Linked DNA regions of Homo sapiens: regions 2 and 3 are each linked to region 1. The links are chromatin contacts, found by Hi-C or POLR2A ChIA-PET in ENCODE. All regions are on one chromosome and are shown on one strand. The core of a region is the stretch at or near the end of the contact, and the rest is flanking DNA. Distances in the headings are between cores, read along the strand shown.

Region 1 (4,088 bases), core at 722-3,221:
TTCCATCATTCACTCATGCATTAAGACTTTTAAAAGCAGCTAAAGTGAAAGGCAGTAACTGCCCTTTTAACAGATTGCCAATACATCCTCCACTACTTAAAAAAGGGTTTCATGTCATATATAAATCTCAGAAGTGGAGAGGGCTGACAGGTTAATTATAGACACAAAGAACAGGGACAAATGGACTATGAGGTAAGCGAGTTGAAATGTGCAGACACAATGTCCTCCCTGGACAAGCATTTATTAATAAGCCTGCAAGGATTTACCCAGCCCGGCCAGGTACAGGTCTGCTACCAGGCTCGGGGACGATTCTGGGGAAGGCACAGTTCCTGCGCTTGAGGAATTAGGCTGGTGGCTGGAAAGGCAGTGTGTACCTTTGAGAATAATCAGAGGTCTCTGTGGGACGAGGCAAACAGGTGGAAGATAAGGCCCAAAAACTGGCCCGCCTACTCTTTTAGGGGGGTGAGATAGAGAAGACCTCCTCACTGGGCCAGGCCAACCGGGAAAGAAGCATGGGTAGGACTGTGGCTGGCAGACAAGTCAAGAGGAGGCCACCAATTCTTCTCCTGCACCTCCCACCAAACTCCTTCAGCTGCTGGACGCAGGAGCTTGAGTCAAAAGGATCCATAAGGATATTTCCCTTTCTTCTCCACCCTTCCCCCAACCCCAAGTGAAAAAGAAGGATGTTTAGAAAGTCTGGGAGACAAGCTGAAGGGCAGCTTCAGCAGGCAGATGAGCCCAAGAATGGAATGTGCCGCCTACAGGCAAGGAGTGGCCATGGGTGGGGAGAAAGGGGACTTCTTTTTCTCCCTTTCCTCATTCGAGGTACTTACTGAGTCTCTTCTTGGTGCCCAAGCACTGAACGTGACATCTCTTAGTGGGACATCAACCTGTGTTTGGCCAGATTAAATGGCCAAAGCCCAGACCTCTGAACACTGAGTCTGGGTCTCCCTGGGGGTTTCACTTTATTAGGGGGGCAATGGTTCTGGTGGCCCCTGATTCAACGTGAGTCCTTCTAAAGATCCGAAGCCCCTCTTAGATTTCAAGCACCTCAACCCCACCCCAGGTGGACACCCCATCGCAGTATCTACTCATGCCCTGAGAAAAAAGGGCTGGTGCGGGGAGGGGAAAGAGATAATCTGGGAATGCTAGGAAGAATGACGGCGGGGCCACGTTCTGCAGAGGGGAGAATGACCAAGAGGGTTTACTTGAGTTTGTTTGTTGTGTTTATTTCCCGAATCCAGCACATTCTCCAAAAGCCATTCGAGGGGCGAGCCTCGGCCGTGGGTCAAGTCCAAAGAGCGTGTTTCGGTTGTTTTTTTAGGTTAATCCCACTTGCCCCCCACCCCAGTAAACTTCCCACCCACCCCACCTCACTTTCCAGGTCTTTCCTGTTGCGTTCGGCTGCACTGCGATCTGGGAAGAAGGGAGAAGTGCCATCTCCCAGCGCGCGGGATCTGCGGGGACCCTCGTCCCCTCGCTGGTTGACAAAGAACTAACACCCGCCCCGCCGCGCTTCCGGGGCCAAAGAACGAAAACTGCCTTCTTTTTTTCTGGCGGACACGGAGCGCGCCCGCGGCGGGCCGACCAGCCCGGGAGCGCAGCCTCCGCGAAGGGGCGGCGGGGAGCGGCGGGGCCCGGGCGCGCGGAGAGCGCTCAACTAACAGCGCACCTGGACGCGCCCGGCTGCGGTTCCGACTCCGTCCCCGACCGCGCCCGCGGGGCCCCAGTCTCCGCATATCACCTCCCATAGCGCCCCGCTTCCACGCACGTCCCAGCTGCTCTTACCCGGGAAATGGCGAGAGGCTGCTCGAAGTCCTTGCCGCCCACGAGGCGGAAGCCCCACGGCCCCGGGCCCTGGAGGTCTATCTGCTGGGTGGTCATGGCGCGGCTGTGGCGGGCGACGACCCGCGGGGACAGACGGGCAGGACGCGCGGAACAGCTTGCAGGGCACCCCCGGCGGCTGTCGGAGAAAGAGCGGCGCGGCGCGGGCCCGGGGAGCCTGGGGCTGGCGGGGGCAGGGCAACCGCGAGGGCCAGGGCGGGGGCGGCTCCGCCCAGGCCGCGTAGCCGCCCGCCGCCCCGCCCGTCCTCCCGCCCGCAGCCGCTCCCCGCCCTGCGCGCCGGCCTGGGGGCCCTGGCCCGGAGTCCCGCCGAGAGAGCGCGAGTCAGATGCGGGGCCGGGGCTCTCAGCAGCTCTGCCCGGGACCCCACACCGCCTCCCTCCCTCCTGTACGCACGGCCGCACCGCGGCTCTCGGGCCCGGGGCGGGTGCTAGGTGAGAGGGAAGCAGGTCCTGACAGCGAGACAAACTCGCGCCTCGTGCTTTGTAAAACGAGAAATTTGAAGTGCTGTGCCAAGTCAGCCCTCTGAGGTCGGCTCCGACTTCCCATTTGCTTTTTGTAATCGGTAATGATGTTTAAAAGGTGCTTTCGAACGATCTCATTTGATGCTGAGGCAACCGGGACGTTTAGTCCCATTTTACAGATGAAGTAACTGAGTCTGCTCAGTAGGTGAGAAGACTTGCCCGACGCTACACCACTCGTCAGCATCTGGACCACTGCCCGGGCCCAGTGCTGCAGAACCCCATCCTGGAACTTTTATAATGCTAATGAGACCATCACTCAGGTTATAACTGAACTTCAAGGCCTTCCTAGAAATCTTTCCTCCAGGCTGGAGTTCATGGTAGGTTCTGACCTCAACAGTTCAAACCTCAAGTTTGGGGCGGGCCAAGGGCCAAGTCAATGCAAAAGAAGAGCTGAGTCCGGGACCTGGATTCCCAGCCTCCCACCAGCTTCCTAGCCAGGCTCCCCCTGACGCCCTCCCGGTGGAGTGCATTCTCCACGCCGGACCAGACCATTTCTCATGCTGTCCATGGCGTCCCCACCTCACCACCAGTGAAAACCCAGATCCTTACAATGCCTACAAGGCCACCCCTAGAATGGCCCCAACTCCCTCTCTGACCCCAACTCCTCCTGCCCTTTCCTCACCTGCCCCCCAGTCTGCCAGGCTGTGCTCCTTGCTCCTAACTCAGGGCCTTGCCTCAGGGCCCTGTCTGCAATGCTGTTCTCCCAGACATCCCCACCACTCTCTGTCATTTTCTAGGGGCCGGACACGTGGCTCACGCCTGGAATCCCGGCACTTTGGGAGGCTGAGTCAGGAGGATCAGTTGAGCCCAGGAATTCTAGACCAGCCCCAGCAACACGGCAAGACCCTGTCTCTACAAAAAAATTTAAAAAAATAAAAATTAACCAGGTTTGGTGGGGCACACCTGTCCCAGCTTCTAGGGAGACTGAGGTGGGAGGATGGCTTGAGCCGGAGAGGTCAAGGCTGCAGTGAGCTGTGGTCGTGCAACTGTACTCCAGCCTGGGTGACAGAGTGAGACCCTATCTCAAAAACTAAAAAATAAAAAAAATGCAAATGTCATTTTCTGAGGTCATCTCTGAGCATCATTTAAGATATCCTCTCTAGAATGCTCTATTACCTTCCCCTGCCTTATTTTTTTCTTTTGTATGTATCACCATCTGGCATTCTCTATATTTTGTATATTTATTTGTTCCACCCCCACTCTTAAGCATTAATTCCATAAGGACAGGGGTTTTTATCTGTTTAGATCACTGCTGTGCCCCAGTGCCTAGAATAGTGCCTGGCACATAGTACTTAATGTATATAACACATTGGCCATCCTCAGGACCACTTACCCTCTCTGGGCCCAGTTTCTTCGCAGTTTTCTTGGCACCCATTCATCCTGGTACCCAGGCCCCAGCACAGTGCTTGGCATAGAGCCCATGCTCAATGAGTTTGTTCCCTGTGCAGCTCTGTCTCCCTGTGATCCTGGCCTACCTACTGAAGAGCCCTGTGCACAGATTTACACATAAAAAGATTATCTTGCTTGTCCAATTGTGTGACAGCACAAATGCCTATGTTTGGGAATAGTTTGTTTGCTTTTAGAAATCCAAGTGGAGGGCCGGGCACGGTGGCTCACACCTGTAATCCCAACACTTTGGGAGGCCAAGGTGGGCGGATCACCTGAGGTCTGGAGTTCGAGACCAGCCTGACCAACATAGAGAAACCCATCTCTACTGAAAA
Region 2 (4,088 bases), core at 983-3,482, 1.5 Mb after region 1:
AGAGATCTTAGTTAGAATTTGGTAGCTATGTGATCTTGACAAATGTATTTAACTCATCTGAGTCTTGTGTCCCTAACTTGGAAAATGTGGTAAATATATACTCATAGCATTATTATCTGGATGGAATGAAACAATGATAAACATATAATAGGTGCTCAATGAATATTAGCTGTTACTATTGCCTCCCTATCCTTTCTTCCAAATAGGTCTTTGTGATAGGTCAACCATGAGTTAGTTCCCAACTCAAAATAAGTGAAGCAGAAATTGGAACTCAGAGTAGAGTAGTAAAACTAGCATTAAATTGGAAATTGGGAAACTTGTCTCCTGGCTTTTGTTGCCCTTTCTCTACCCAGCAACTATGTAATCTTGGTCAAATCACCTTACTTGTCTGGGCTTCCAATTTCATATCTTAAGTTACAAAATTGATCTCTGAAGCCTCTAGGATTCTCTGAATCCATATGTCTGGGACTAAGAGATTATGTCGAGGAATTATTACCCTTGGTTTGATTGTTTTTTAAACAAATTAACTTGGGGTGGTTGGAAAACACATTGATTATTTACTCATCTTAGAGTTACACGTTGTTCATTTATTTGAAACTGAAACGTATTTCCTCCAAACACCGTAGAAACTTAAAGGCCGCAAAAGACTCACACCCACCACCTAGCGGCGAAAAAAGGAAGTTTCAGGTGATACAAGATGTCCTGCCATCACACCTGAAGGATGGTTGTCCACAGCCATTTTTTAAAATCTCGTATTAGTCCTCTTCCTTCAACACTCAGGACAGTATTATGTACCCAGAAACTCAATACTTCCTGGCGTCTTCATTTGACAATACTCTTAAGCCAATGAAATCCTGTGGGACGTTTGCGAATTTTATAAAGATCAATGTTTTAAGATTGGCGGGGTGGGCTGGGAGTGGTGGGGGGGAAGGTGCCTTCCTACCCTTGCATTTGCATCTCAAGCCACCCGTACCCGAGGCCCACCCAGTCCATCTGTTCATTGGTAGATACACCATTCCGCCATTCCGCCAGTGGCTGGTGCAGAGAACCAGGACCACCACCTTTGAAAAGACCTAAATCAATACTCCAATGGGATCCTGATGTCAAGTATTTAACGACTTTGCTTTACCTACTACAGTAATTAAAATTAAGTCTTCAAACTTAAATTTAAATTTCTAAAAGCAGGAATGCACTGTCCTTAATCTTAAACACCAAAGGTGGGAGAAAGAGGCCAGAATCCTAGGGTACTAGGCCTACTGGTATAGGGCGATCTCTTCTGCTTTTTTCTTTCCACCCCATTTCTTTTCCCTTTCTCCTTTCGTTTCCCATCTTCTCTCTTCTCGTTCTCTTCGAAGTAACAGTGACAAAATTAAGGTGATTCAATTATTCCAAGAGGCTTGCTCATATAAAATATTTCTCTTCAAGCCCTTTCCTGAAATCCCAAATTAAAGCATTTCCAATAGTCTCTGCTTTAAGTATTCCTAGTTAAGTCTACTTTTGGAAATATTAAATATTCTCACTTTGGCACAATATTCCAAAATTCCTTGAGAAGTTCGCCTACGATCAGTCTTGCTAGTAGAAACCTTTTTTTTTTTTTATTTAAAACGCTCGATTTCCACTTTTTACTAGGTTTCCCAATGTTGGCGATGTCTCCCAATGACTTAATAACGTGTATCCACTTCACCTTTGAAAATCTTAGAGGTCAGTGCATCCACCGGCATCCGGGAATTTATTCTTATTTCTGCTTCTTAAACAGGCTCTGGGGAGGAGCAGTTTCGACGGAGAAGTTCATAGCAGCAGTTATTACGGAACTTGCAACAGTTGGTGCCGGGCGATAGGCAGGTTGGAAGTGATAAATGGGGCTGGCGTAAAAAACAAAAAGCCCCGGGGAGGGCGGGGGCAGCCGTGGCCTTGGGGGACAGTGCGAAGGCGGCGCGGGGCCAGCGGGACTGACTTCCGGCTGTGGGAAGGCGCCGTCCCGGGCGGCCAGAGGCGGCGGCAGCCGCGTAGAAGGACGGCGGGATCGCAGCCCGGCGGGCGGCGCGCGGGGCGGGTGAGCGGGCCCAGGCCGCCCCCGGGCCACGCCGGGGCCACGGTGAGGTGAGGCCGGCCCTGCCCCCGCACCGCCCCCGGCAGGAGGCGCGACGCCCGGGCCGCGGGTGCGTGCGCGGCCCCGGGCGACGCGGCTGGGCGTGCGCGGGGCCGCGGCGGAGGCTGGGCCGGGCGGGCGGCAGAAGATGGCGAGGGTGTGTAGGCGGCAGCAATGCTCCGTTGAGAGACGCGGCTTTCGGCAAGAACTGGATTCGTGGCGCCACAAGCTCATTCACTGTGTAGGTGAGACCCTCCGCCGACCGCCGCCGCCCCTCCGGCCGCCCCGCCGCCGGTCGCCCCAGACCAGGGAGGAAGCTGGGGAAGTGGCAATTGCTGCTCCGGCCCGCCCGCCCTCTTTGGCTCGAGCGTCCCCCCTTCCCCCACCCCCCGGAGTGTGAGCGCGCGCGACCTCCAGGCGGGCTCCCCTGCTCGGCCGAGCGCGCGCCGGCCCCTCCCCTCCGCGCGCCTCCCCGGGGCTGGCTCTCGGCGGGAGCGCGGGTTCCTCCCCCTCCCGCTCTCCATCCCCGCCTGCTCGCTCCCCTCCCTCCCCGCTCCCGCCCCTGCTCCCGCTCCAGGCCCGGCGCCCCGGCGCCGCCGCCGGCTTATTGTGGCGACTCGCCTCGCGGCGCTGCCGCTGTACTGGGGGAGGCGCGAGGGGCGCGGGCGTGCTCGGCCCCCACCCGCGCTGTGGCCGCCGCCGTCCTCCTCCTGCGCCACCCCTCCCCCACGCGCGGGGCGCGCCCCCGGGTCTGCGTGCACGCGCGGCGGGCTGCAGGCGGGCGCCCGGCGCTCGGGCGTGTGCGAAGCGTGAGGTGGAGATGGGGGCGGAGGGAGCTGGAGCTGTCACAGTCCCCGGGTGCGCCTGACCGAGCCAAGTGGGGTGTCATGGCCGCGGGGGGCAGCGGCTGCACTTCCTCAGCGGGCGGCGGTGGCCGGGGAGTTAATCCTCGACGCACGGGTCGGTGTGTGCGTATTTGTGTTCGGTGTCGTGCTGCGGGAGGAGGGGGTGGGACCGGGTCCGACCGAGGAGCCCCGGCGGGGGTCGCTCTCGTCCCCTCCCGGGGATTGGCCGGAGCCGCAGCCTCGCCCGAATGCCCCGTCCGCCCCCCGCCTCCCGGACCTTGGGCCGCCCTCGGGTGGCTTTTTCCCTGCGGGCCGGAGGGAGCGCGGACGGGGGCGCCCCGGGAGGGGCCGGGCGGCCGAGCTGCGCCTCTCACACTGTGTGTTTTGTCTGTTTTTCTCTCCCAAGGTCCCGTTTCCCTCTGTGCGGCGGCCGGCGGGACCATAAGGGCTTAACTCATATATTTAACCCCCCTCCAAAAAGTAAGTGGCCCGTGTGGTGTCTCCGCTCCGCCCGCCGCCCCCTAGCCCCAGTCCATCCTTGTGTCTGACTCTCCTGTCCTCCAGCATTGTTACTTCCCCGTCTTTGCTTCGGTGCTGCTGGTGTGTGGGGAGATGCCCTCTCGTCGTCCGCTGTCCCCCACGCCCAGTCCTCGGGGAGGCCCAGAATTCCAGCCCCTTCTCCCCCAGGGGAATATTCTTGGGAACCAGGTCTTTCCCGGCAGAATCTAGGAGAGTCTATCCGTTCGCTTGGGCCCCTCATTCCCTCCTTCCCGACAGGGTTTCGTTGGAAGGAATTATGCAAATCCTGCTTTCTGGTGTCCATTCAGCGGCAATTTCATGCGGTGAGAAGTTCTCTTTGTTGTGCGAGGGGGAGAACAGACACTGATTTAATAGACATATCTGTTGGGGGGAAGGGTGGAGGGGGTGTGGAGAGGCTCAGTTTGGAAGAATTACAGCACTTGGTTAGCTCAGTGTCTTTGTGTTTGAGCCTTCTGGCTTGACAGGAGGGTCTGCCCTTTACAATGTCCCACAAGGGATGTTTTCGATAATAGATTAAAAAGCAAAATTGAAACTTTAAACAAGTGAAAAATCAGGTAACCTTTACTTAAAGAATATACGCCTTTCCATTTCTACAGGGTTTCATTACGAAAATG
Region 3 (4,088 bases), core at 1,064-3,563, 1.4 Mb after region 1:
CTGACAGAATTTGAAATTCTCACATTCATTCTATTCAGTCGTTCAACAATTTATTGAGGGCCTGCCATGTCAAGTACTGTTACAGGCCCCAGGAAGACAGCAGTGAGCAATCCCCCCAACTTCCCACCCCACCCTGCTCTTCTGAGGGAGGCTTCCATTCTGTTAAAGGGACAATAAACAAAATGGGCGAATAAATGAATGGATGGCTGGACAGATGGACAGACGGATGGATAACTGGATGGATAGATGGAAAGATGAATAGTTGGATAGATAGATGAGTGGATGGATGGATGGATGGATGGATGGATGATTTGTGTGTGTACTCCTCGTTCAGCCTGCCACTAAAATGTTGAATACTTCTCCAGATAAGCTGACAAATGCAGGGTAGAGGAAGAGCTTCTTCTCTGATGCCAATACTTCTGTTCATAAACCTTCACGTAACACTTTCTTGGAAGTGACATTGCTCTGTTGACTCATGTCTTCAACTAAAGCCACCAGATCTTACATATGCTACTCTTAAAATACATATCCCTTTATCCTGTTCTTGTGCAACTGTTGGACTCTGTGCAGAATTTTATATTGATCCTTATTACTTTGCAACAGACACACATTTAGAATGTAAAATCTGCAAACTGCGGGAACATATTAATATATGCACATCAGCATCACTGCTGTCTACAAACTTAAGAAGTAAAATGCTAATTTTAAAATTAAGTGCTTGAATAAAGCTACTCTAAAAGTTTAGATAGTCCTAATTACTACTATGAAAAAATGACTGCCCTGCCTGAAAGCCATAGTTAACCTGGGCTCTAGGATACCATTAAATAGCCAAGCATGTAACATTTGCCATAATTACAAGCTGGGCCTTTTCTTCTCTTTTTCAAGATGGTTGCTCAGGACAGTCATTTTTTTCTTTAAAGGATGCTGTAAGGACCTATCAAAGAGGCCCCCATGATATCTCAGGTCTGCTTTATGATTCAAAGGGAGCATCCTTCATACCTCTGGATACTCCTGGCATTAAGTAATAGGGTAACACTGTTTAGTGTCCCTCTCCTGCTAGGACACATAAACTTCACAATGGCAGGGGGTGCATCTGACTTTTTCATCAAGTCTCCCCTGGATCTTGCACAGTGCTGCACCCATGGCAGACACTCCATAAACTCAATAAATATTTGATGAATATAAACATAAATTTACAGTCTCATCTATGCCACTAACTGTGTAATACTGGGCAAGTCATCTAACCCCTCTGGGTCCTACTTTGTTCATTTTAAACTAAAGGGATTAGTCCAGATGATCCCAAAGTTTCCTTTTCCCTTCCCTCCCCTCCCCTCCCTTCCCCTCCCCTTCGCTTCCCTTCTCTCCCTCCTTTCTTTCTTTTTTTTTTTTTTTTCAGGGTCTCCCTCTGTTGCCTAGGCTGGAGTGCAGTGGGGCTGTCCTAGCTCACTGAAGTCTTGGATTCCTGAGCTCAAGCGATCCTCCCACCTCAGTCTCTCAAGTAGCTGGGACCACAGGTGCATGCCACCACGCCTAGATAATTATTTTACTTTATTTTTGTAGAGATGGAGGTCTTGCTATATTGCCCAGGCTGGTCTCAAACTCCTGGGCTCAAGCAATCCTCCCGCCTCAGCCTCCCAAAGTGCTGCACTGGCCCTTTTCTAATGTTCATATTCCATATTTCCATCTTGTTGACTCAATGGCTTCTTGCCTCTGTTTCCCCATCAAAGACTCTAAAGCTAGATTGTTTTGCAGAGTATGGGCAAGTTTTAATCACATGCATGCCCCGGACCATGGGAAAGACTAGGGCAAAACACTGTTTTAAAGGATTTCTATAACCTACGGGGATTCCTAATTCAAGTGACTACAAAATAAAAATAAATATTTAGTCTGCCAAATAACTATACAGTTATTTCAGCATTACATTTTTCCAGAAAAAAATCTATAACACAAAAACACAATCACAGTCAGAGATCTTTTCTGGCAACAAACTCAGGCTTTGAGCAAGGATATTCAGAAAATTTTAGAAAATAAAAGGAAAACCCTGGTTCAGAACAAGTTAACAGGTTGGTTCTGTTTGGAATACTAAATGCCAGATCCTGCAACAGAAATGTTTTCCCACATTTCACATGCTCTAAAAGCCGAGTCAACTGCTAGTGCTAATATTATTCTATCTGCTAGTTATGATGAACGTCCTTCCTATCTTATTGCAAGCTTTAACTGCAACTACAGCCTCAAACATTAGCTGTACATGTAAAAAGAAACTTATTTTAGTCTAATTTAAAAGTAGAGCATTTTCATTTCATCATCAGCCTCCCCCGCTATTTCCTGTGTTATCAGATGTTGGAGAGTAAACCAGCAGTCTGTGAAACTGGCAAGCTGGTAGACAAAATAGGCATATTCAACCAGCATTTTCTTAAATAAGAACCTAAGATGGTCTGACTTCTTAATGGTGATGGAGAAGATGCACATATTCAGAAGTTATAAACCCAGAAGAAAAAGTACCAAGGAATTCCCAAAATGACTAACCCAATTCTAGAGGTTTCCTCCAAAACTCTATAGATTGCCTCACTTTTATGCTCTCCTTTAAAAAAAAAAAAAGACACAGCCAATTTAATCTCTGCAGAGACAGACCTATACATATCCCAAGGAACTAACAATTCCAATTGTTAACTAGCTCCTAGACTGGCATACTTAATTCTTCTGTGGGACAGGTTGTTGTATCTGGCACATTTTTAAGTATGGACACAGAAAAATACATGTGCTGTGTAGGCTCCTGTTTGAACTTGAAGAGTAATTTTCTGTTTAGAAACACCCTATGTTACCGAAGACAAATTTGCTCCATGGAAATGGTTGACAATCCAAAGGGCATCAAGCCTCTACATAAGATGCTCATGGGAGGGACATCTTTTCTGCAACTGGGACATTCAAAATGGTCCCAAGAGTTAGGAAAATGGATAATAACTCATGAATATACTCACTCCTCCAGTCATCCATCCAACCACCATTTACTAGGCATCTACCACACATAAAACATTGTCAGTAAGAGACCAGTATTGTTTTTCTAAACGTAAACAGTGAAAATTTTAAAAGTCCCCAAGTTTTTCCCCACAGAACAGGCAATTTTGATCAATTACTGATTTTGTTAATTTTTCTGTGTCTTAGAAAACCAACTGTCCTATTTCAGTCTAAATTTTACCAAACTGGCTGAAACTGAAAATTTTCTGCCCAGAATGAAGACCATATGACAAGCCCTATTGTGGTTTCAATAATTTCTCCAATGGGCAGATCAAGAATCATTTAAGGCATTAAATCATCCTCTTTCCTGGGCCATCTCAGACCTACTCTGGGTCATGTGAATGGCTGGTGGAAACCAAATTGAAAAGCTGCGAAAACATCCTGTAATAACAGGGAAATTAACAAACCCATTCTGTAATGCATATTTACCCCCATTTCCTCTGCCCCCATTATCTTTCTATGAACCCACATGCATAAATCTTCATGCAGACCATAGTAAACAGTACATGTAAAATGTTAAATACATACATTCCTTCATATCCACACAGATAATGGTATAATGTGATATACTCCTAAGACTCAACTTGAGCTAATGTCCATAAACAGAAAGTTATTATTAATGCATTTAAAGTTTCATTTAAAATTCTATTGTGAAGGATAATTTGTTAGCTGAAGTGAATACACTACCATACCTTGATAGGATTTGGAAAAATATTAGATCGAGACCCAGTAATGAAATGCAAGGTATGTAAAATCACACATAGTTGGAATTAAGAAATTTCATGGTTGTAAATGTCTGAGATGTCAACATATTTTTCCCATAAGCATTTTAAAGAGAACAAAAATAGATACAGAGTGGCCAAGTGAATTGCCTCAGGTGGCTCAACCAGTTTCTGTAATCTGGAAATACACACCCTTATTCTCTTACTGATTGTCATAAAGATTGTAGTAACCTAAGAAGACATCAGCCTAAATTTGACAAGAGTCAAAATATGACTCCGTGATAAGTAGCTGTTCTCTCGTTATAGGTATTAGCCCACCCCGAGTGAGTGACGGTGCAGTCATTACAGCAA

Evidence for each region. Hi-C counts contacts between places; a loop is a spot of excess contacts on that map. ChIA-PET counts read pairs that join two places held with the same protein, here RNA polymerase II (POLR2A). Pooled maps may share reads with other maps.
Region 2: a pooled map shows a loop between it and region 1 (9-fold over the local background). The contact joins the promoter of LCOR here to the promoter of PDLIM1 in region 1. A Hi-C loop is called at or near these places in 1 of 37 single-sample maps with no recorded cell type and 3 of 50 pooled maps. POLR2A ChIA-PET finds 5 or more read pairs at or near these places in 1 of 52 experiments (activated B cell).
Region 3: a map with no recorded cell type shows a loop between it and region 1 (7-fold over the local background). The contact joins the enhancer-like site here to the promoter of PDLIM1 in region 1. A Hi-C loop is called at or near these places in 4 of 37 single-sample maps with no recorded cell type and 2 of 50 pooled maps. POLR2A ChIA-PET finds 5 or more read pairs at or near these places in 1 of 52 experiments (OCI-LY7).

What each region holds. Positions count from the first base shown.
Region 1 is chr10:95,289,032-95,293,119 of GRCh38, forward strand. It overlaps PDLIM1 (PDZ and LIM domain 1), which reads right to left and starts at 1,972. Exons shown (of 7, transcript NM_020992.4): 1 at 1,789-1,972. The coding sequence starts at 1,884. RefSeq lists an enhancer at 489-808 and silencers at 1,530-1,639, 1,660-1,759, 1,810-2,199, 2,250-2,329, 3,973-4,042.
Region 2 is chr10:96,830,066-96,834,153 of GRCh38, forward strand. LCOR (ligand dependent nuclear receptor corepressor) reads left to right here and starts at 2,233. Exons shown (of 8, transcript NM_001346516.2): 1 at 2,233-2,334; 2 at 3,341-3,414. LOC102723665 (a long non-coding RNA gene) reads right to left here and starts at 2,393. Exons shown (of 1, transcript NR_135921.1): 1 at 567-2,393. RefSeq lists a cis regulatory region at 581-780, silencers at 1,816-2,115, 2,136-2,185, 2,196-2,915, 2,956-3,015, 3,056-3,295 and enhancers at 2,042-2,756, 2,757-3,472, 3,473-4,088.
Region 3 is chr10:96,693,163-96,697,250 of GRCh38, forward strand. The region is part of intron 2 of PIK3AP1 (phosphoinositide-3-kinase adaptor protein 1); the gene reads right to left. Among named protein-coding and RNA genes, the nearest start is that of PIK3AP1, 25 kb to the right of the region's middle. RefSeq lists a silencer at 2,347-2,396. Within about 2 kb of position 2,314, at least 5 of the 41 ENCODE cell types and tissues checked have a DNase peak (open chromatin) inside an H3K27ac peak, as active enhancers do; they include OCI-LY7, where a contact is called at or near this core.